Regions from separate parts of the Mus musculus genome. Here regions 2 and 3 are each linked to region 1. Evidence: chromatin loops called from intact Hi-C (ENCODE). Cell type or tissue: left cerebral cortex. All regions are shown on one strand. Region 1 holds the start of Gm34111 (a long non-coding RNA gene). Region 2 has its middle 30 kb from the start of Gm14169. Region 3 holds the start of Dlgap4 (DLG associated protein 4).

The links. Hi-C counts contacts between places; a loop is a spot of excess contacts. Peaks named below come from ENCODE experiments on the same cell type or tissue, not always from the same donor. Only the 100,000 strongest peaks of a DNase experiment are listed, where the experiment ranks them.
Region 2: it touches region 1 in a loop (6-fold over the local background); 11 of 42 quality-filtered maps call a loop at or near these places.
Region 3: a loop joins it to region 1, with 4 times the contacts of the local background. A loop is called at or near these places in 15 of 42 quality-filtered maps.

Annotation. Positions count from the first base shown.
Region 1 is chr2:156,701,536-156,709,535 of GRCm38, forward strand. It overlaps Dlgap4 (DLG associated protein 4), which reads left to right. Exons shown (of 13, transcript NM_146128.6): 3 at 1-139; 4 at 2,875-3,119; 5 at 4,321-4,435; 6 at 5,543-5,593. It overlaps Gm34111 (a long non-coding RNA gene), which reads right to left and starts at 6,466. Exons shown (of 2, transcript XR_375168.1): 1 at 6,435-6,466. In left cerebral cortex, a CTCF peak has its summit at 4,105 (motif pointing left); a DNase peak (open chromatin) is centred at 4,095.
Region 2 is chr2:156,579,881-156,587,880 of GRCm38, forward strand. No RefSeq gene overlaps it. Among named protein-coding and RNA genes, the nearest start is that of Gm14169, 30 kb to the right of the region's middle. In left cerebral cortex, CTCF peaks have their summits at 1,619 and 4,452 (motif pointing right); DNase peaks (open chromatin) are centred at 294, 1,023, 1,525, 3,211 and 5 more places; H3K27ac peaks cover 2,971 bases.
Region 3 is chr2:156,609,009-156,617,008 of GRCm38, forward strand. Dlgap4 (DLG associated protein 4) reads left to right here and starts at 4,689. Exons shown (of 13, transcript NM_146128.6): 1 at 4,689-4,850. Gm14169 (predicted gene 14169) reads right to left here and starts at 4,414. Exons shown (of 4, transcript NR_040372.1): 1 at 4,278-4,414; 2 at 3,937-4,188; 3 at 3,459-3,566; 4 at 190-2,219. In left cerebral cortex, CTCF peaks have their summits at 4,155 (motif pointing right) and 7,714; DNase peaks (open chromatin) are centred at 3,779, 4,183, 4,625, 5,398 and 4 more places; H3K4me3 peaks cover 3,401 bases; H3K27ac peaks cover 2,649 bases.

The DNA of each region.
Region 1 (8,000 bases):
CTATGTCAAACGTGGTTCCTGGTCCACTCTGACCCTCAGTCATGCCCATGAGGTCTGCCAGAAGACCTCAGCCACTTTGGATAAGAGCCTGCTCAAGTCCAAATCCTGCCACCAGGGTTTGGCCTACCATTACCTGCAGGTAGGGGTGATGGTGGGGCAGGCAGTGTCGGGGTGGGGCAGGTAGGGTGAGGATGGGGCAGACAGGGTGGGAGTGGGGCAGGCAGGGTGGGGATGGGGCAAGTAGGGTGAGGGTGGGGTAGGCAGGGTGGGGATGGGGCAGGTAAGGGTGAGGGTGGGGCAGACAGGGTGGGGGTGGGATAGGTGGGGTAGGCAGGGTGAGGGAGGGGTAGGCAGGGTGGGGATGGGGCAGGTGAGGGGGGGCAAACAGTGGGGGGGATAGGCGGGGCGGGAGGGTAGGCAGGGGGGGGCAGACAGGGTGGGGGTGGGGCAGGTGGGTGAGGGTGGGGCAGGCAGGGTGGGGGTGGGATAGGCAGGGTGGGGGTGGGGTAGGCAGGGTGAGGGCAGGACAGGGTGGCTATGGTTTGGAGTCCCAGCTGGAGCACAGATTCACTGGTGAGATGGCTTTATGTTGAACGTTACTTTGCTCAACTGTGGAATCAGAGGTCGGGGGCCTGTTAGTAAGAGGATATCTGTCCTCACAATGTTATCAGCAGGTGTATTAATTAGGCCCCCAGGAACCCAGTCCCAGAGAGACTGAACTATGTCCCTGCCCTTTAGATGACAGATCTAGAAGCTATGCCATCCCTACCCCTCACTGGACCAACACATGACATTCTAATGGTCATCTTCCTGCCACTCCCATGAGACTGGATTCTCTTCAAGGACTCAGACCACAGCGGATACAGCCATATGTCCACCCAATGCCCAGGACAGGGTCTGGCGGGGAGGAAGTGCTCAGAAAGGGTAGATGGACACATGGGTACTGAAGTCACCACGGCTAGAAATAAGCACACCACAGTCTTGCAGGCCAGGAACAGACGGGGGGTCAGTGTGAGGCCACCAGTCCCAAGGCCTGGTATATGGGGGTAGAGGGAGGCTTGTCCTGAGGAATTCATAAGGTAAAGCTTTGCTACCCAAGAGTAGCTGAAGGCTTGGCTTCAGCATTGCCGCTGCACAGTGAGGTAGGGCAGGGTTCTCCATGGCGGCAGGGGGGGGGGGTAGATGGAGCCCAGTGGTAGAAACGACAGGAACAGGTCACACATGGAAGGGGTTGCTCTTGTAAGTAGTGAGCACTTTGTCCACAGTGTGTGCAAGCATGGGCCTGGCTGGTGTGCAGAAATCACATCAGATGCATTATGAAAAGATGAACTCCAAGGTGCCACAAAGCTCACATTCTTGTCCTTCTATATAAAATGCCAGGGACAGTGACACCGTGGGGGAAGAGCATGTTTTTGCAGTAGCAGGAAATTGAAATTGAGGCCACCTTTTAAATCTATTGAGCGGTTTTGTGGCTGCCTGTTTGCTACCTTAGTTTAGACATTTAAGGGAAGTGTGTGGCCTGCACTCTCTCCACTCAGTGTGGCTGGGTCTGATGTAGGAAATGCTTTCCAGACACCAGGAGAGGACTCTGGGCTCTGGGGGCTTGTGCTGCCTGCTGAATAGAGTGAGCAGTGGGCTGGCCACAAGGTCTGAGCAGAGATGCTCAGGGTCCCCTTCGCTGAGGGATGGACCAGCTGGTGACCTGGGAGGGAGAAGTCATAGGTCCTGGTGACTAGCTGGTCGGCTGGGGTGTGAGGGAAGGCTGAGTTTGAGGAGTAGGTCCTCAACAGGAGGTAGCCACAAGTATCAAAGGTACAAGAAGGGTGTGGTACCATCCCGTCATACTGATCAGGGAGTATGTGCTTGAATCCCCGATGGAGGGCTTGTGTGCCCAGAAACCTGCAGACCTGCATTCTTTGGGAAGAGAGCAGCTTCCCCCTGTGTGGTGGCAGTCTTATGACGTAGTGTTAGTGCCCAGGCGCAGTGGCGGCGCAGGGGCATTCCACGTGGGTCATCTCTGTTGGAAGGGTATGATGAGGCCCCTAGTGTGTCCTTGAGAAGGTGTGAAGCATGCTGGGAGTGCCTGCTGAAGAGCATGGGAGAGCAGGCCAGGCGTGTGCCTGCTCCAGTGTGCTGAGATGCACACAGGACATGGGTCCAGCTTCTGAAGCATGTAAATGCCACGATGTGCCCAACGTGACCATGTATCCAAGAGTGAGTCGAGAGACGGGAGTGTAGACTGCACATCCTACTACCCCAGAGCAGCTGACAGTGACAGACGTGGAAGAGCCACTTGGAACAGGATGACCAGCTGTGCACAGCACTCCCCTCTGTCACGGATGGGTCTAGAACAAAGATCGTGGATTCTGGGGCAACACGTTGATGTACTAGGGGGGGTCTCTGATCCCCATCCAGGGACCTCTAATGGCCATTGTAGATCCAGGCTCAGGTTCCAGATCTTGGGGTCTGTTTGTGGGAGAGTTCTTTCCTTTGGAACCCTCTCACTATGGGCTCCTGTTCCATCCCCTGGAGTGTCATGAGAGGAGATGGGGCACAAGGAGTGCCGGGTAAGTGTAGCTGCAGAGAAACCACAGTGATCACAGGAGTGGGGAGTTTGGCTGGAACGAACCCAGCTTGAAAGGAAATGGACTTGGGTAAGGCCAGGCACTCAAGCTGTGACAAAGAGGCCTCTAGAACTCAGGTAATCTTCCTGGCCCAGGGCTTGCTGATGCTGGGTGATCAAGGACAAAAAGCCAGCAGAGAAGGCTCAAAGTGAAAATGGAGGGGTCTGCGAGACTCTATTCTCTGAGTGACTGGCTGGAAACCTGGCTGGCTGCTAGGTCCCATCTGAATCCCTGTCTTCGGATATTCCAGGTGCCCGGCGGAGGGGGAGAGTGGAGCACCACGCTGCTATCCCCTCGAGACATGGATAGCACCGCTGAGGGGCCCATCCCGTGCCGGCGCATGCGCAGTGGCAGCTATATCAAGGCCATGGGCGATGAAGACAGTGATGAGTCTGGGGGTGGTAGCCCCAAACCTTCACCCAAGACTGCAGCGCGGCGTCAGAGCTACCTGAGGGCTACGCAGCAGTCCCTGGGAGAGCAGAGCAACCCTCGACGGTGAGTTCCAGTCTAGAATGACAGCCCCGCTAGAGCCCCACCCCTTCGTGTACGTCACGCCCCTTGAGTTGAACCCTGTAAAAGCCACCACTTTAACTTAATGGGAGCCTGTCCTGACAGTATTTCCACCCGAGGAAGGTCTCAGAACTTGCAGTCCTAACCTTAGATCAGCTGTGTCCCTTAGGTGAGCCTCACACTGCATGCCCTGTGTCTCGGGAGCCTCGCCTTCCTTCACTTTGGCCACCCTAGCAGAACCCTGGCCTGCTGATGGACCCTGTTTCTCGGCTCTCATGCAAGTCCTAGTGACTATCCCCCTATAAGAGTTTTCTCATGCTTAGGTTAGCCCTGCCTGCTAACAACTTGTCTCCCAAACAGCCCACTTACAGTTAAGCCCTGCTCATAGTGGTAATTTGGGGAACTGGTTTAGCTAAATTCTGCCGCAGGAGCCATGTGCATAGGTGAGTTGCCCCAGGGTCCGTTACCCTTCATGACAGGTGAGAGTAATGGTAATGATTGCTGTCCGTTGACCCTGGCCTTGCTGGCTACTGTGCTTGGCCTGCATCTGCAGCCTGAAGTCCTTACCCGAGGGCTAGCAATGTGTCACCCCCATTCCGTAAATAAGGACCATGAAGTGGGAGCAAGAGGTGGTGACTCGCTAGGCACTCTACAGAAAGCTGGAGGCTAATCCAAGCCCTATATCAGGAGCCCAAACTGACCTAGAATAAGGCTGGGGAGGTCCAGGGGTAGGTAATATGAGAAAGACTGAGAAACTAGGTCCTCAGGGCAAGCAGCAGGTCCGTATCTGGATGTCACAGTGGCCCCTGAGGACCTTCGGGCATTTTCCAGTAAATACCAAGGCTATTGGCCTCAACCCACCTCTGTCTAGTCTCTGGAATTACCTCTGATTTTCAGTTTTGTAAGCGGCTGACTAGGTTGCATGGCCTCCAGTTTAAAACAGGCAAATGCAAGCATATGCTGCCACCTTGAGGCCACAGTGGGCATGACAGGCGAAGGCTGTCTGCCACTGATTTATTTTATTAGGTCTCCCAAAGGTGGAAGTTCTCCCTTTGCTTGGAGCCCCCCACCTTGCCCAGGCTGGCAGCGCTTCCACTTGCCCTCAGCAGTTGAATAGTCTTGGACAGTCTTCTCCATCCTGGCCTCGGTTCCCAGGCTGAGCCCTGTCTACCCCTTTCCCTGCCAGGAGTTTGGACCGCTTGGATTCAGTGGACATGCTGCTGCCTTCCAAGTGCCCCAGCTGGGAAGACGACTACAACCCCATCAGTGACAGCCTCAATGACTCCAGCTGTATCAGCCAGGTGAGGGTGACTGGGGGGGACAGAGGGATCGGTGCGGTGCATCGCTGTCTGTCCAGAGCTCTGTTCAGCTGCTGCCTCCACGTCTCAGATGTTCCCTCTGAGAGGCGTTTCCTGGTCACCCTGCATACAGCAGTCCCTGATGCTGCTCCCAGGCCCCCGTTAACCTACCACTCCCTGGTCCCTGGAATCAGATTAGCTCACTGATGCCTGTGCCATGCTTCCTCCTGAGGCCAGGGTTTCCCTACACACTCGTGCTCCCTGTAGGTTCATCATCTGGGCAGGCAGAGGCTCATTAGGTGTTTTCTCAGTAGACGTGTCATGTGTAGGCTCACCCATCTCACCAGCTCTCTCCTGTCTTACTGTGTCTGTCCCCTCCAGTCAGTCAGTCAGTCAGTCAGTCAGTCAGTCAGTGTCTCTGTCTCCTTCCCTCCCTTCCTCCTCTTCCTCCTCCTCCTCCTTCTTTTCTCTCTCTGTCTCTCTCTCTCTCTCTGTCTGTCTCTCTCTCTCCCACCCTCCCTTCTTCCCTCGCTCCCTCTCTGCCCTTTTCTCCCCTTGTTCACTACATTTTCCACAGGTCTTCTGTGTGCCTCCATCTCCATAGCTGTCCTTCACATACTCTATCTCCATCCCTGCCTGCCCCAGGTACCCAGAATGTCTTTGCCCTTATACAGAAAGGCATCTGGAATCTGCCGTGTTGGGGGTCCCCCCACAGACTTCACCCACTGTTCCTTTTCCAGCCCAAGTTCCCATCTAATCCAGGGTTCCTTTCCCCAAAATTTTACCCCTAAAAGGTTGACTGTCTCAAGCTGCCATAGGTGACCCTAAAGTTGCCTACTGTCCAGGAAAAGGTGGTCCTGGGTACCGTCTCTGACCTGTGTTTCTGACTGGGCTGCCAGCCCAAGAGAAAAGAAGTAGGCAAAGCACCCGTGTGTCAGGAAGGGTGCAGAGGACATGTCCTCCATACCGCCAGCCCTGGAAGGAGCTTCCGTCCCTGAGGAAGCCAGGCAAAACTCCTTCAAAACAGAATCCATCCAGGGTAAGGAAGCATCCTGAGTAGCCTGCACTAGGCCTGGCCCTCCTGTAAACTGCACCCTCTCTCTCCTACAGGTTTTTGGACAGGCTTCCCTGATCCCCCAGTTGTTTGGCCATGATCAACAGGTCAGTATGTTCGCCAGTGTTGATCCCCAAACCAGAGTACAGGGCTGGGTCCTAAGCCTTCAGAGGAGGGGTCCAGGTACTCAGCCTGGGTTCAGTCCAAGCAGAGCTGTGTTAGCCAGCAGCCCACCCCCATCCCCGCGTGAGGATGGAGGTGAGGTGACATCATCATGTCCTGACCTGAGCTATCGCTTCACTGTGTCTTACTTTGTTCTTACAACTGGAAAGCACAGTGAGGCTCTGTGGATGGACAAGAAGTCGCTGCAGGGCAGTGGAGCAGAAGCAGGGCAGTGGAGGAGAACCATGAGGTCTCCTGCCTCCCCGAGTCAGGCCAGGGGAACTGGTTGGTCTGTCGCACCCAAGCTGGTTTGCAGTGAGAATGGTGATGGACTGTCTCCCTGAGGAACCACCCACCCACCCTCTGCCTCTCTCTCCCTGCGTGAGACCAGGAAGGCTTCTGTTTAGACAGGTTAGAGGCTTGGAGACATTCTCTAACAGGTTCAGGTCCCTGGGTTTTCCTCTTTCCAGAGTCCCAGTGACCCTTTAAGGATGTGGGGTGTTGGCGTGAATATGGAAGCTTTTAACTCTATAAAAGTTGGTAGTGTGATGCCAGTGTGGCTGTGGCTGTCTCTGTGTCTGTCTGAATTATACTTCTTCTGGACACCCGTGCCTGGAGTGGGCCCTCGCCTCTCAGCTCCAAGGCCAGAAAAGGGGCAGGAAATGTGCAGTTGACCCAATTTAAACTTACCCCCCCCCCCCGATCTCAGTTAGGGTTTTACTGCTGTGAACAGACACCATGACCAAGGCAACTCATACAGACAACATTTAATTGGGGCTGGCTTACAGATTCAGAGGTTCAGTCCATCATCCAGGCAGGATCATGGCAGCATCCAGGCAGGCATGGTATAGGAGGAGCTGAGAGTCTACATCTTCATCTGAAGGCTGCAAAGAGAAGACTGGCTCCCACATGATTAGGAGGAGGGTCTTAAAGCCCATGCCCACAGTGACACACTTCCTCCAACAAGACTACCCCTCCAAATAGTGCCACCCCCTGGACCAAGCATACTCAAACCATCACATCCCCTGTCTAGCTTAGGAATGAATGAGACTCAGACCATGGTTATTTTCTTTGGCTTCGACAGTTACTGGGGGGTTACAATACACAGCAACAGACCAAACCTCAACAGAAATGTACCCAGAACCCAGCCTTTCATCTTGGTCAGGGGTGGGCATGTCTCCCAAGGCACAGAACACAGGGTGGCAAAGCTAGTGCTGGCTGTCTCCTAATTCCCACCATGGTATTGCTGTGCCCCTCCCCATGTTGCAGAACGGTGCGTTTACTCTGTAAGGAGTGCCCTGTAGGCCAGGCAGATCTCTATCCTGCAGCTCCCATGGGTGTATGGAAACATGTTGACATTAACAAGCACAGAAGCACCTGTGCATAGGAAGCCCTCAGGGAGACGCACACGGACTACCTGACACCTCCTATCAGTTTGGGAGGTGTCTGCACAAACATTTATAAGTACTTGTTCATTGCACACAGCTTCCTGCATTATCAGGTGTGTGTGACCAGTGAGTCTTTCCTGGACTCCGTTGTGACCAGGTGATGAGTTCACTTGTGTGATCTTGGTTTTGTTTGGAGACAGGGTCTCATATCCCAGACTGGCCTTAACCTTCCTATGCAGCCTTAAGATCCTGATCCCCCTGCCTCTACATCCCAAGCTCCGAGATGGGCAACTATACCCAGCCCTCATTTAGTTTTGATGGCACTTTGAAATTAATACTGTTATCAGCCCCATTTTATAGATGGAAAACTGAGGCACAGAGTAGATGATTTGCCCACATTCATACTGTAAGGGAGACAATGGGCCCACAGTTGAAACCTGGGCGGTCTGCTTCAGAGCTCTGTTCCTATGGTGCGGACCCAAAGCAAGACCTTGTTGCCCTGGGCAGTCACAGAGACTCAAAAATTCCTTAGTTTTCAGCTTTCAAAGGTAACATTATGCTTTAATGTCCTCTGTAGATGTATTTTGGGTATGCTATGTGGCCTGATTTTTATCTTAACAGATTGTCCAGTGGAACTCCCTGCAGTGATAGCTAATGGTCTACAACCCATGCCTGCCCATGTGGCTTTTGACCCAGTGAAATATGACTAGTATGTCTACCAAACTTTATTCAATTCTAGTTGATTTAAACCTAAATGGCATGGTCATGTGTGTCTCATAGCTACCATGGCAGCACAGGCTCAAACCTTTCCAAACACCTTCTCAACTGTGTGAGAAACCATCTAGGCATTTAGCCTAAAGGATACACCCAGGCTGTTTGTCACCCAGGCTGTTCCATCTAATGCAGACAAGGAAAGGCATACTTAAGCCAGCCCAGGGCTGTCGAGGCCATGCTGCCCGGTTAG
Region 2 (8,000 bases), 120 kb before region 1:
AGGATCCAGCCCTGAGCTGGGAGGGGGGACGCGGGGCGCGCAGCACAAGACAGCTGTGGGGACTGGAGGTTAGCTCACCCAGTGCAGGGCCCTGGGACCTTGAAGGCCCACACAACTAACACAAGAGCAAGGGAAGAGTCGCAAGGGAGCACAGCTTTCTACACCATTTCTTCTTGCAGGTTCCCTGGCACAGCCTCCATCTGCCTCCCTCGACTGCTTCAGAGAGACACCCCAGAACTCATAGGCAGACCCAGGCGGCACCACATCCAAGCCCCACACAGACAGGCACACACCTCCCGGAGCCACACACCTTGTTCTGGGGACCCCTTTCATGGAATGACTACCCCCTCTTCCCACGGCCGTCCCTGCCCATGGCTTGCTAGGACCTGGGGACTGACAGCAAAGCTCGGAGCCCCCTGGAGCATCGTGCCTGGCCCAAGGTTTGGCTCTATCACGTGGAAGCTTGGCACCTGTTACACCTCTGAGACCCTCTGCCCTTCTGGAAGGCAACCATAAACGTTTCCTTAGAGCCCCTGCTCCTCAGTAAACAGATGGTGGGGCCCAGCATGGTGAGCTGGTGGCTTGTCACTTTTGTGTCTACTTTGAGAAGCTGCCTGAAGCCTGAACTTTCCAGGGAAGGGGAGAGGTTGGGGTTCCATGTCTTGACTGGGAAGGACAGTCCTAAACCCCTGATGAAGACAAGGCTCAGCTAGAGGTAGTCTTTGACTATTTGGCAGATTGGTTTATTTTCCTTGGCTGGAATTCACAAATTAGCCGAGGAGGGCCTTGAACTTCACGGGCAGACACCAACTATACCTAGTTTAATTGGTTTGTTTGGAGACAGAGACTCAATAAGGTAAGACTAGGCTGGTCTCAATTTTTTGTGTGCTCCTGTCTTAACCTCCCAAGTGCTGGGGTTTACAGGCTGCATCGGGGCCAGCTCAGACAGCTCAGACAGCTCAGACGGGCACAGGGAGCAGCTGCTTCGCCAGGGATGGCTCCAAATCCTAGCAATTTAATGTCAGAGCATTCTCCAGCCACAGTGTACCAAACCCTGAAGCTCGCGCCAGCATACTGTACACTAAGACCTCCAAGCACAAACCTCAGAATCTCAAGGCTGTGCAGAGGCCTTGGAGACATCTGGTCCAGTCACCTTTCCAAGATGGTCCTAGAAGCCAAGGGGCCTCCAGATGGGAACAGAACTTGGAATCCATTCCAGTTCCATTTGAGAGAAGAGGAAAATGAGATTCAGAGAGGGTGAGTGAGTGGTGCAAGGTTGCACAGCAAGTCGAATGAAGCACTGAGGGTCTTGGTCTCACAGGCTTAGACACAGCCTCTCTCTAGAGGCCCAGAGGAAGTGTGGGAGATGGGAGAGGAAGTGTTTAGGCTAAAACAAGGACTTTCTGGAGAGCTGTTTTTGAAAAAAAATCAAACCCTGGGAAAGCAGTGGCTTCCCTTGTTTTCTGCCCGCCTTCCTGGGCACTCACTGCAGCTCTTCACGGCCTCCAGCTCTGTTCGCAAGCTGCTTCCAGCCACCCACGGGCTTCCTAAAAACGGTCTCTGCAAGCTAATTCCAGAGGGTGAATGGCAGAGAGTGCCCGCGGGGAGGGGCGCTGCCTCAGCTGGAGCAGGCGCAGGCGCAGGGCACAGGGCACCACCACAGCAGCCCTGACCCCCCCTCCCTCCCCAAAGGCTCCAGCCTCCCCCAGCCTGGAGGAGTACAGGTCCTGCCTTTGTTGTCCAAGGTCTGACCTCTTAGTGTAGGTTCTTTTTCTTCTTAAAAATAACTTATGAAATTTTGTTTTAAGACATTCTTATGGTAAAATAAACAGGAAGGCAAAAAGAAAAAAAAAAAAAAACTCCTGTAAGTGAGCTGAATGAATCGGCATCTGAGCATCTCCAGGCTCAGGACCAAGCACATATAGAGATGGGCGGACTCCGTACATGATGTTCTAATGCCTGCTTTCCCTTGTAGTCATGCATCGTTCCTGGTCAACAATTGCAGTTCTTCATCGTGGCTTTCAGGGACTGTGTGGCATCTGGCATGTGACTATGCCACTCTGTTCAACCAATCTGTAGCACTGGAAATTGCAGTGTATGTCCTAAATCTTTGCTTAGGACAATTTCTTGGAATTTGAATTATGGGTCAGAGGGCCCTTGTCCCCAGTGTGTGTGTGTGTGTGTGTGTGTGTGTGTGGTCCTGTGTAGTGTGTACCCGTGTGTGCAGTTGTGCATGCAGAGGACACGGGGCATTCTGCTCTCTATGCGCCACCTTAGGCTCTTAGACAAGGTCTCATACTTACTGTGGAGCCAGCAAGCCCCAGTGATCTTCTCTCTGCCCCCACCCTCCAAAGCAAGAGAATTCATCATATTCCCAGCCCCGGGTTTCTATTTAAAAACACATAATTCTATTACTTTCCTTTCTGTGATGGCCATAGAATAATTATGTAATAAAGAAACATCAGCCAGGTTCTGTAAGTCCCATCTACTTGAGAGACTGAGGCAGGAGGATTATTTAAGCCCAGGAGTTCAACCAGAGGTTAAAAAAAAACATATCGAGACCCTGTCTCAAAAGGAAAAAAAATAGAAAATAGATAAGGAAAAACCCATATATTTCACCAAATCTTTTTTTTTAATTTAATTTTTTTTTTTTGAGACAGGGTTTCTCTGTATAGCCTTGGCTGTCCTGGATCTCACTCTGTAGACCAGGCTGGCCTCGAACTCAGAAATCTACCTGCCTCTGCCTCCCGAGTGCTGGGATTAAAGGCGTGCACCACCACACCTGGCAATTTTATTTTATTTTATTTTATTTTATTTTATTTTATTTTATTTTATTTTATTTTATTGAGACAGGGTTTCTCTGTGTAGCTCTGGCTATCCTGGAACTTGCTGTGTAGACCAGGCTGGCCTGGAACTCAGAGATTTCCCTGCCTCTGCCTACAGAGTGCTGGGATTAAAGGTGTGCAATACCACTACCACCAGGCTCATTTCTCCAAACTTAATACCAAGATGTGGTTAATTATTCTGCTGTGATGTACCCAAGGGTATGGGAGTGGGCATGGGTGTGTGTGTGTGTGTGTGTGTGTGCATGTGTGCATGTGTGCGCGTGGGCGTGTGTATGTATGCAGGCTCATGTAGCAGGACTGCACTATGCAGGCTTCATAAGACTTTGACTATGAATGTGCTACGTGCCAGTAGGTCGGCACTCCCGGCAGTACCTTATCAGTTGCAGTGTTGTGGGGTGTGTTTACCCTGGCGTAACCACTCTCCTTGTTGGGAACTAGATTTCTCATTTTGCACAAGTATAAATAGCTCGTGAATGAAAGTGGTTGGAGAAGCATCTCTGTTTCTCGCTCACTCCTCTCCGTAGGCTCTGTGCCCCTGACACACTGGATTAAGGAACTTTTCTACAGATGACCTTCCCTGAGGTCTGCCAGAAGTGTCTGTGACAGCATTGGAACTGAGAGAGCAAGGCTTCTGGCAGCTGTCACCACACACAGTCTCTCTCTGGCTCTCTCCCTTCACAGGTTCCCTGAGCCACCCTCCATTCTTGCCCTGAGCAGCAGGGCTCAGGGCAGCCCCAGCGCCAATGACTGTACACAGGTATATAGACAAAGAGGCCAAACAGTGCCAGACGCTGGCTAGAGACAGGCCCTGTGTTAACCAGACTTTGGCACTTCTGTCTCTTTGACTGTGTTCCTCCTGGCATTCTTTTGTTTGCTCATCCCCTCTGGAGTCATCCAGCCAGTCCTCCTGAGATGAAGGGATGGCAGCAAGGATGGAGCCTCCTTCTTTCTACCTCCCACCTACAGAGGCATCCTTGGACAGCTGCTCTGCTCCCCAGCCAGGTTGCCCTCTATGGCTTGATTCAGAAGGGTTCTCTCTCCTGGCCTCTTTCCTTCCCGACTCTGCTCTAGGCTGTTGGGAGAGATGGGAGGAGCTTGAGCCCAGGTGTGACCATGGAGACAGAGTAGCTTCCCACCATTCATTACGGGAGATAGAGGGACTTAGGATAGGGACTGAAAGACAGGCACCCTTGCCTCCTTCGGCCAGGGGTGTTCATGGAGAGAGAGCATGGCCCCTAAGTGAGGTCAAACAACAAGAATGTTAATAGTCGGGGCTAGTGAGATGGCTCAACGTGTAAGAGCACCCGACTGCTCTTCTGAAAGTCCTAAGTTCAGATCCCAGCAACCACATGGTGGCTCACAAACATCTGTAAGGAGATCTAACTCCCTCTTCTGAAGTGTCTGAAGACAGCTACAGTGTACTTACATATAATAAATAAATAAATCTTAAAAAAATAATATTAATAGTCAACACTTAGCAGTTTCCAACATATGTGTGGGTACTGGTGTGCCCGGATGTCCCTCGCTTTCAGTCTCAAGAGGCAGACGGTCCATCTCACAGATGGAGAGGTAGAGGGGAAAAGTCATTAGCCTCGGGTCTCAGCCAGCAGGTGGCAGAGCTGGGTTCAGAGCCTGCAATTGTCACCTAGAGCCACTGTGGTTCTACTAAGGCTTTCAATCTTTTGAGCCCTTCTTGGCTTCCCAAAACTTCTCCTCTGGTCTAAACTGGAACCCACGCTGTCCGAACGGAGAGACGCAGCTGGGTGCCACTGTCTGCATCCAGCGAAGCTCACTCCCCTAGGAGCCCCGTGTGACTGGTGTAAGTGCTTGCAGTGTGGTTCTGCAGAATGTGTGTAGGACAGTCCCCAGCAGACGGTGGCATGCAGCTGAGCTGTGACATAGTAGCTGGGAATGCAGTTCAGACAGGCTTAAAGTCAAGCTGTTGAGCCAGTGCCAGCTGTGCAGCTCTGGGTGGGTGACCATGAACCTCTGAGTGTCCCTGTCCCCACCAGTAAAGAGATGGCAGGTACCATCTTCCCTTGGTGGACACTATGGAAACCCTCTGTGCCTATAACTGCTCTCACCCAAGGACACCAACAGGATTTGACCCTTCATCTGGTCAGAAGTGGCTCTCTTCCAACTCCGTCTCTCTGGGTGCCAATGACAGACAGTGTCAGTCCCCCTCCAGTCTATATCCGGGAAAAGACCCAATGGGCACTGGTCCCCAGCTCCAGCCCATCCTTGGCTGCTATTCTTAGTCCCTCCCCGTATCACTCATCTCCAGGCGGTTTTCCCTCCTAAACTCACTCCGTGTCTCCATAGGAACGGAGCGGGGATGGGGAGGGTCCTCCCCCACGGAAGGGAACTTCATCTGGGGGTGGCTGGGAGTGGCTGGCTGGCAGCGCCCAGTGGAGCTTCCCCCACTGCCCCCTCCCCCCTCCAGACCCCTCCGTGAACAGCATGTTCCTCCGACTGTTATTTTTAATGCATTTATCCTGATGCTTAATTTATCCCGCATTGTGATCCTATTTAGCCAAGAGCACTCAGCGCTGGGCCTGCATATTCATGAGCCAGTTCATTCATGCTGCCCTGAGGACAGGCAGAGAGGAAGCAACTGACCAAGGCCTGAGTCCAGGAATCTCGCTGCAGCAGAGGCTTCTGTGGGCTAGAGGTTAAGTGCTGGAGCTGCAGGCTATGAGTGCAAGGTCCACTGTGGTGTCAGGAGTGCCACTGTGCCCAGGCCCTGGAGCCAAAGTGGATTTAAGCCTTTCCCTGCAGAAGGGGTCAGTGTGCCTGCTGGCCTTGAAGGGTCAGAGGGGGTCACTTAATGTGAAAGGTCATGATGGTTTCTTTTTTCTATATTTATGTATGTGTGTGTGGGTTGTGTGGATACATGTATGTGCTCATGTATGTGCACATGCATGTATAGGTCAGAGATCAACCTCAGGTGCCATTCCTCTAGAACCACCACCTTGCTGTTTACCAGGGTCTTCCATAGGCTTGGAGCACACTAGGCTAGGCTGGCCAGGACTCTGCCTGTCTCTGCCTCCCCAGCACTAGGATGACAGCATGCACCACCACGCCCAGCTGATTTTGCGTCGGTTCTGGAGGCTGAACTCAGGCCTTCAGGCATACACAGCAGGCACTCTGCTGGCTGAGTTGTCTCCGCAGCCATGTGTGTTTTCCTGATACCTCCCCTGTCGCCATGACAGTTACTATTGAACAGTGGTTCCTCGAGGGGGTTAGGCTGTACAAAGGAACAAAGCAAGGTGGGCACTCGGGTATGAGGGGGACAATGAAGACAGATGCACAAGGACTTGTCATGGGAAGTGTTGGCCAGGCGCAGGCTGAAAGCCTGGTGAACCCTGTCTTACTTAGGGTTTTAGTGCTGTGAAGAGACACCATCATCAGGGTACCTCTTATAAAGACTAACTTTATAAGAGCTTTAAGGGGCCGACCTACAGTTACACACACACACACACACACACACACACACATATGTATACATATATGTATATATGTGTATATGTATACATATGTATATGTGTGTATATACATATGTATATATGTGTGTATATATACATATATACATATATATTATATATATATAAAATCTCAAAGTCCATCTCCATAGTGACATACTTCCTTTAATGAGGCCACACCTCCTCCAATAAGGCCACGCCTCCTAATAGTGCCACTCCCCATGGGCCAAGAATTCAAACACATGAGTCGATGGGGTTCATTCCTATTAAAAACCACCACAAACCCCAGGAGGAGAGCCTCAGTTCCAGTCAGCCGTGTCAGAGGGTCCCACTTCTGCCCCTCACATTGTGTGCACACACAGAGGAAAAAGCAGAGTCGCTGCCCTGACCTCCTGCTGACTGTTGGAAAATAGCGGGAGCTTCACTCAGCCTTGTCAGCACCAGAGCGCTAGCGAAGGCAGAGGGCAGTTTCTCTGAAAGCCTAGGCCATATGCTTGGCTGGTGCTCCCTGAACCCACTACTTCCCCTCACACACTGACGAAACTCTTGCTCCTACTAGCCTTTTTTTTCTTCTGCAAGACAGGGTTTCTCTGTGCAGTCCTGACTGTCCTGGAGCTCCCTCTGTAGACCAAGCTGGCCTCGAACTCAGAGATCTGCCTGCCTCTGCCTCCTGAGCACTGCCAACACGGCCCAGCTTTTCTAATCTTTCTTACTAGAACATGGACTCCCTGAGGGCAGGGACAATGTCCGTCTTGTTTATTTCTGTGACCAGGAGTCACTTAGTAGCACTTGCTAAATCTTACTGTCTGGGGCAGCATTTGAGAAGCTACACAGTGCTAAGCAAACATTAGATTCTATTGTCCATCTTGGGAAGCACTCAAGTGTCAATCAACATCATCTTTGTCATTGCTGTGTGTGGCTGTCCACCCTGCTATGCAGAACTGGTCCTTAGGCAGCATAGGGAGCTATACAGCCTCTGTTCAGAGACGGCTGCTAAGAGGTGAGGAGGAGGCTGGGCTCAGGGAGTGGATACCACAACAGCTGTAGACACTTTTAGGCTTCCCAGTGGGACACAGCCTTGGGGACCCTAGAATGTTCTTTGCTCTTGTCACTCGGGAAGCTTTGATACTTTAGAGACCAGAGGGCCTAGAGCCTGCAGCCTACTTTAAGTAGACTAGGGTAAAAGATTTCCAGGACATGTGGGGTCCTCATTACCTCTATGCTGGACAGTGGCTTCCAAACTCTCACCCAGACCTGCAGCTTCTTACAAGAGTTGCACAAATAATCCCTAGAGCCCAAAGAGTCTCCAAGTGATTGACTTTGAACACAGAGAGTCCGACTGCATCAAACCTGACTGTCAAACCACGCACTTGCAGGAACACCTGCACACACACACACACACACACACACACACACACACACACACACAGAGCCGAAGAATAACTGACAAGTCACTCATGGGAGAGCAACTGAGTTCTACTCCACAGCCACCCCGTTGGTCCTCACCATGTGTTTGGCTCAGTGTCTGTGGCTCTGCCCAGTTTTGCCTAAGTGCACAAGGCCTGGGGTCTCCAGGACACCAGAGCCCCACCCACCCACCCAAGAGGCTTACACAGTAGCTTCCCTCCCTTTCCTGATTTCCTTTCTCCCAACCAAACCACTTGTACCAAAC
Region 3 (8,000 bases), 93 kb before region 1:
CTCTTGATAATACATTCTGAGTCTAGAGTGATGGTTGCAAGCGCTTGTGACTCTTCCAGAAGACTAGAGTTCAGTTCCTAGCATCCATGCTGGGTACTTAGAACCTGTGACTTTAGCTCCAGGGCACGTAACATCCTCTTCTAGCTTCTTGGATACACACGCACGCATGCACACATACACAAATAAATATCAGATTTAAACTTAGTCATTTATTATATAAATGAATTTCCATTTTAAGTGTTTTAATTATAAACTCGACGTATTTGCCCTCAGCGTCTGCTTGCTTGAGACAGGCTCTCTCGTCACCGTCTGCGATCGAAGGACTAGCTGGTGCCTAAGCCCCCTGTCTTCACCTCCCATCTGGCTGTGGAGTGCCAGGATTACAGACTCACAGCACCTCACCTGGTTTGCATGAGTTCTGGGCATCAGAACTCCAGTCCTCAATTCATGTGGCAAGCTCTTCATCTGAGCGTTCTCCCCGGGGTCCTGTTGTCATTGTTGTTGATGTTGTATTGAGGGGGGAGGAGGGCAGGAGGGAGGGAAAGAGAGAGACAGGAGATATGTGGTTTGTGTGTGGAGTGCTCATGCACATGTGGGTGCTAGTGCATATGCCTATGAATGTGTGTCTGGCCAGAGGTCTTTCCTTAGTCAGTCTCCATGTTCCTTTCTTGAGACAAGGTCTCTCCCTGGACCTAAAGCTCATCAACTTGGCTAGGCTGGCCAGCCAACAAGCTTCTGGGATCCCCCATCCTTGCTCCCCTCTCCCACTTTTTACATGGATTCTGGAGACCCGAGCTGATGTCCTGATGCTCAGACAGCAGGCGCTTTACCAACTGGGCTTCCCCAGCCCTCTCCTCCTCCCCCCCCCCCTTTTTTTTTTAGTATCTCAGACACTCGGAGCTAACAACCCTGCCTCCACGGTGCCCTTCAGCATTGGTGCGGGCATAGGTTTAGAATGAACACACCGTATTAAGTGAGCTTCTCCCTGGTCCACCTCATTCTCAGTGTCACTGTATGTATGAGTATCAAGATGACATGCCTTTGCTCCTGCTTGTTACTGTATGCTCACAGCTACCACCTTGTGCGGGCTTTTGTCCAGTGACTGTTGATTGGAATCTGTTTATGTTGGGTGTGATCCTGATCCCGTTGTTCTACGGCCGCGGCGTCTATATCACTGTTCACTTGTTCATTGATTTACCCTCCCTGCGGTTGCTAATTGGACTGCCTTCAGGTCTTCTGCATTGCAAAAGGTCTCTGTGCACCTTCCTGGGCATCTCCCACCTCCACTCACTGTAGCGTGGGGACCTACAGGGTAGCTTCCTTAGGAACTTAGTAGGCATTCAGACTCCAGGGTCCTGCTGAGGGGGCCTGCTTGGGAACTGAAGGGATGCTGTATGTGGAGCAGCAGTGAGATTGGTGGATCCTGTGGGTGGTCTAGCTCCCCCTCCTTCCAATAGGATGTCAGGGCTGCCTCTGAGCTTCATCTTCGCTAACTTTTGCGATTGTCCTAGTCATTTTTGCCGGTCTGTGGGCATACAGTGACAAATGGTCATGGCCTTGATTCACGACCCCAGTAGCTAAGAAGCACAGGCATCATGCCTACCACATGTTTACCCTTTGTGAACCTCCTGATGCTTTCTCTCACCTAGCCCAACACTGACTTTGTGTTTTCTGTTTTCTCAGCTGGAGGCATCTCCCTGTGTCACTCCTTGTCACCTCCTTCAGGAAGCCTGCCTAGACTTCTGCTCTTTAACCTCACAGAAAGGAAAATTCGGTGTCATTGTCCCTTCATTTCCTGCCTGGGAGCCCCGCCTAAACCAAGGAACTTGGAGAGTCCTGCATGGCTCAATCCCACAGTAGTAAATATGTTCTAACTCACTTTTTATCATTTAAAGGAAATGTTTACATTTTCAAACAGTCTAAATTATGTGTGTGTATGTATGCATATATAATGTATATATGTATGTATGCATATATATGTGTATGTGTGTGTGTGTGATGGTGGCATATACACAGTAGAGTTTCATTCAGTCACAAGGACAGTGAAATCATGTTCTTTGCAGGGAAATGGATGGACCCGGGGATTATTGTGGTGAGAAAATAGAGCAGCCTCGAGGAGACAAACAGTGTGTGTTTTCTCAAATACGCAGAATCTACATTTAAATATATGCACATTATATGTATGTGACATGAAAGCAGAAAGGAGAGGAAGTAGGAGGCTGGCAAGGGGAGGGGTGGAGGAGGGGAGGTACAGAGAGATAATGTTTAATGTCATCATGAGCCCATTATTTTGTATATTAACTAAAGATGAATTAAAATGTCCGAATTGCTAGCTTCTCTCAGCAAAACCAGAAGACATGGCCTCATAGGGACATCTTTTTTAGGGTGACAGTTTGCTGGTGCAGAGGGTAGCAGACCCCTGTAACTCGAACTCACGCCCTGTGCAGGCCCTGTCTGTGGCCATGTGGGCTTGTGACCCCTACCTCTGCAAGCATGCCTGTGGTTTCTTTCTCTCAGTCTCTCTCCTCTTTCCAGTCTTCCCCTTCCCACCTCTTCCCTGCACAGCCCCAGCAGCCTCTCTGGCCTTTCCTGTCTCTCCCAGTCACTGTCCACGCCACAACCCTGCTCAAGAACCAGTATCGCATCCACTCCCTGTTCCCTTCCTAGACACTGCCTGACTTGTAACAAGAAGTATTATCACAATATAAATGTATCTGGTTTACAAATGTCTAGATAACAGCACAACAGGCACTTGAGACTGCACACTGTTTCAGGGACACTGAAGCCTCTACCACACTCCCATCACCTGTCCTCGGGGCCACTACTTGTCAAAATCTGCTATTCATCACTCCTGTGTGTATTCTTATATTACATATGCCAGTGTCCCCAAATAATGCATAGCCTTATGTTGTCTGTTTTCCAACTATGTGTCCGATTCTTCCAGCTGCAACTTGCTTTTTTAAAAATCCAATTACATATTATTATTATTATTATTGTTAATGTTATTATTATTTTAAAGATCATATTGAATTCAGGTGAAGCTCACAAGTCATGAAATCCATCTCTGAGTCCTCACAAGCCAAGTGTGGCTCTGTGACCCGTCCTAACAGATGTTTGAGGCTTGTGGCATGGGGACAGCCTTCTGTGGTCACTGTTTTACCCGGCTCCAGACAAACGGCTGTTTAGACTGTGATCAGCTTTTCACTTATAGTCAGTGCTGCTGTAAAGCCTCGGTGAACAAGGCCCTGAAACCCTTTTCTGAGGCCGGTCGACACCTGCTCATTTTAGCCAGCTACACAGTGCAAGGCCACTGTTCAGCCCTGCCAGAGGCTTCCGAATCCATAGAGGTCTTCTTAGCTACCCAAGGGAAGGGACCTTGTTCCTCTCCAGTGACAGCTGCCTGAACCTACAGTCCCTCCTCTCCTGCCCTTCACCCTCCTCTAGGACTCCAAACTGACCTTTCCTCTGCCTATCTTAGCCAGGAAGCCAATTCCTGCAGCATGGGTCATGGCAGATCTCCTCTGGGCCAGTAGCTGTAGTTGGTGGGAGTCCAAACAGCACAAACCCTGGGAGAAAGGGAAGGTTGGTTGTTTTTTTTTTTTTTTTTTTTTTTTTTTTTTGAAGGGAGGCATGGGTGGGCCAGTAGTGTGAGAAGCTGGTACATGAAATTGCTCTGGGTCTTGAGGGATGAGTAGGAGTTTGTCACTGAGAGATGGTGGGAGGGCATTGCAGGCTCAGGCAAGAGGAGAGGCTAGGACTAGAATAGTGGGGTAGAGATGTGAGGAGGGTGGGCAGGCAGTGGAAGAGAAGAAAGAGGCCTGGAGGAGCCTCAGTTGCATACCTAGTATTCTCCAGGGACAGCTGTGTGGGAGCCAGGGGAGGAGGCACATCCATTTGACACCTATTGAATGCCATGATCCAGTACGAAGAGCTTACCTCTATTCTTTATCTCTTCGGTTTCTTAAGGAGGTAGATGCTTATGTGGTCCCGATTGTGCGGGTAGAAAAACGAGCTCAGGGAGAAGCACGGACTATGGTCCGTGATCACAGAGCCCCCGTGAGAGGGAGGACAGGTGCCCGGCCACGAATTCCAGAGATGCGTTAGCCAGCCAGGTACTGCTGCCCAAAACAAGGGTTCTCCAGGAAGCGGGTCACCGGGAGGGGGCACCCGATCCTAGAGGCAAGAACCCTAACGGGAGAAAGAGGGGTGAGAAGAAGCCTGACTCCCGCAGCGAGACCCAGACCAGCCGCATCTTTCCCGTGCCTCAGTTTTCCTACCCCACAGTGAACGCAGCCAAAACACCTTCCTGCCGACCCACTCAATAACCCAGGTTTCCAAGTTCGCGCGCCACCGCGGCCAGCGCTGTGTAACCTCGCTCCGGTAGTCTGCCCTCTCTGGACGATCGGTCGCAGATTCCCAAGCGCTCTTTCCGCTACACACCCAGCGTCCGCAGCCGCGGTGCCCCTCCCCTCCCCTTCCCTTCCCCGGGCGGGCGGCGGGGGTGGCGCGCCGGGCCCCGAGCGGCCCCCGCGGTCCCCCGCAGCCCCGGGCCCCCGGCCTGATCCGCGCCTGGTTTTGGGCGCAGCCGCGCGGCCCCCTCCCCCGCGCGCGTCTCCCCGCCCCCCGCCCCCTCCCCGCCGCTCTCGGGGAGCCGGGGCCGCGCGGCTCCTCCTCCCGCAGCCGCATCTGGGGCGCCGCGCCGGCCGGAGGAGAGGCATGGGGCGCCCGCGGGCCGGGGCCGGGGCCGGGGCCTAGGCGAGCGAAGCTTAGAGCGAGCGGAACGAGCGAGCGAGCGGAGCGGGCGCAGCGCAGAGGCCGAGTGGACCGAGGCGGTCGAGCGCAGGGCGCAGGTGAGCGCGCGGGGGTGGCACGCGTCAAGACCCTCCTCCGAGGCTAGATCGGGGGCAGCCCCCAGCCGCGGGCAGACCCCGGGACAGATGCGCTCAGCGACGGGGTCTCCCGGATCCTCTGACGGGCAGTGGCGCCCGGGCCTGGGGACCGACGCGGGCCGGCCCCTCCGATGCTGTCGGCCCTTCCCTGGCCGGGGCGCAGGAGCGGTTCCCGGCCCTCCATCCGCAGGCGGCTGGCAGCGGCAGCCCCCTCCCAGCCGCGTGTCCGGGCGGCCGGGGCTTCCTTGCCTTCAGCCTGCCGCACGCTCGTACTCCCTTCCCGGGATCTCCCCGGGACCGGGCATCCGGGGAGGGGGCGGGCGACCCCGCGCCGCATCGCCCCCGGAGCGCTCGTCTGCCCGGGAGGGGCCGAGCGACCCTGGCACCTGGGCTGTGGGGGGGCCGCTCACATGGCCACGGGAGGCCCCCACGTGCGGCGCCCCGCGGGAACGGGGGTTCGCGTACAGAGCGGGTGGAGGATAGACCAGGTGGCTGCGGAGGCCAGCTGGGTCCAGATGTGCAGGGCCTGCTGGGAGGGGACATGTGCTACCTGGGCAAGTGATGGTCCCTGGGCCTCCTTGGGCAGAGCTTGCCTTGTCGGATTCCCCATCCAGCCCTTCATCCATCTCCTTTCTCGCGTTCTTCTATGCTGCCTGTGTTGCGGAAAGGGCTGTCACCGACTGTTGATGTTGTGGGGGAAAATGAAATGGGGGAAGGGTGGTGGGTAGGTGGGTGGGTGAAGGCCAGTTGTGGCGGAGATACCCAAAGGATGGGGAACCTTACGCTTGGAGGACTGTGCTGATGGGGGGGGGGGGAATGTCCCAGCACCTCCACCTGCTTGGAAGTAGAAAATGCAGAGGGGGAGGGGGCTGCAGTCCCCAGCCCTAAGGAGGCTGGACTGCCCCGCCTCTACTCTTGGCACCTCCTGTGCGGTGGGGGAGGGTCCGGTCCCTCTGCCTCTGTGGCTTCACCAGACAGGACCATGTCAGAATGCCTGTTGGAGGAGTCTGTGGAATTCTTCCCTCAGGTGGCTACCTCTCTCCCCTTCCTCTGGTATAGAAAACTGTGGGCTGCCTGGGCCAAGGGTGGTCCGAGGGGCCTGAGCCAGACTGTTAAGGACAGCGGGACTGGGTGGGGCCGCAGAGCTGGCTTCCGGGCTGATAGCCGAGGCTCGGGTTGGGGGGCCATCCTCCCCCTCAGCTGGGCTTCAGCGACTGCTCAACAAGCTCCGAGTATGTTCCCAGTAGCTTCTGACGATGCTGTCTGTGCACGTGGGGCAGGCGTGTGTGCCTGTGTCTGTATTGGGGTTGGGGTGGGATAGAGTGTGTGGGTTCTCCGGAAGCTGGGCAATGCCCGGTGTGCCTGTGAGTGGTGTCCGCGAAGCCCTCGTCCATTTAGGCCAGGTGGAGCTAGGCTGGGCACTGGAGAGGTAGGTGGGCAGGGCCCCGAGTCAAGAGAAAGTGTGGGGTAGGCAGGGCCTGATGACTGACTTACAGAACCCGGTACCCAGGACTATCCTGCTGGTGTCAGCCAGAGATGAGCTGCAGGTTTGAGGGCTGTGCCCCGGGCCGGCGCACGGCTGCTTGGCAGCCGAACTTGCTGTTTTGAAGGAAGGCTGCGCAGCACTCAGGGGCTGAGGGTGGAACGTGTACTTGGGAGCTTTCAGAGGACTCAGTGACGTATCTAGTGTATCGGGGCACCCACTGGCATCTTGTTAGGATTTTGTGGCTCACAGGCATCTGGCTTCATAAATGCCAGCGTACCTACACACTGAGGGATATTGTCCGCTGCCCTTTACCCAGCAGAGAGCAGGGTCTCGCCCCTCCCCTACAACTGTAATTGATGAGTACTCATTGATTTGAAAAATAAAATAAAATAAATTTTAAAAATAGCGTTCCCGAACTCCAGTGGACTTTAGTATATTTTCATTTAAACATTCCGAAATGGGAATGAAAAAATTTTAATTCTGATTTTCTGTTTTTGGAAAGCATATAGTTGGTCCATAGTTCCCAGCCTGAAGCCCAGCCCCCTCCCCGCAGCAGCTACCTCTCAGCTGCATCTTGCTCCCCATCTTCTCTCACTTTGGCTCTGGTCTCCCTGGCCTGCTTTCAGTTCCTGGACTGTGTTCAGGTTGCATTTAGCCTCAGGGTCTTTGAGCATACTGGGTCCTCTGCCCATACCCCCTCCCCCAAGTCCCCACCCACATCACCTACTTAACTCATCAGCCTGGCCTCATCCTGAACATTGCCTTTGGAAAAAAGCCTCCTCCGTGCCCAGGCCACTGTGTCCCTGTCAACATCTCCACAGCCCCAAGACCTCTGTGCTGTGACTGACATGGGAGGGGCGGCGACACACCTTCCCATTAGCCTCCTTGTGCTGAGGACGGGTCTTGACTGGCTGAGGGAACTTGCTCTTGTTTATTTATTATTTATTTATTTATTTATTTTTGGTTTGAATGAATGGGTGAGTGTGAACTGGGGCATTCCAAGTGGAGGATGGGCACAGAGGATACTTGGTCAGGTCCAGTTGCCCACATGACTGTCCTTATGGGTTCCTCTGGCTCCAGCTGGCTCTGTACACCCAGAGGCACTTGGCAGACTTGTGGAAGTTATAGGTCTGTGGCCTCTAAAATCCCAGTGTGTCCGTGGGTAGGTCCAGCATCTTTGGGCATTCCTGTGGCCCCGTGGTTGGGTACCTGTTTCTGCATCACTTCGTGGGTTCAGATCAGTTGCCTACCTAGCTACCTCTTGTTGCATTTATGGGAGTGGGGAGTCTGCTAGCTACTAGTTTCTTGCCTGCCATTCCTTCTTTGGGCCACTAGTGTTTCCTGCTCCACTCAGTGCTTAGTGCTGGGGGGCGGGGGTGGTGCAGAGAATCAAATCAGAGGAGATCTGGTACGTGACCTGCTGCTCTTCCTGTCCTGGGGACCCGTGCTGCCGGGTGCTGGAAACCTGTCCCCAAGAACATGTGCTGCTCTGGGCTTGGGGGGCCTCAGGGATGTGAGTGAATTGAGCATGAAGGAGCAGGACACTGCCGGCCAAGGACCCCACAGGCATTCATAAAGCCAGGAAGGCAGCCTGCGTCTTAATCAGAGAGGTGGCCTCCTGAGTG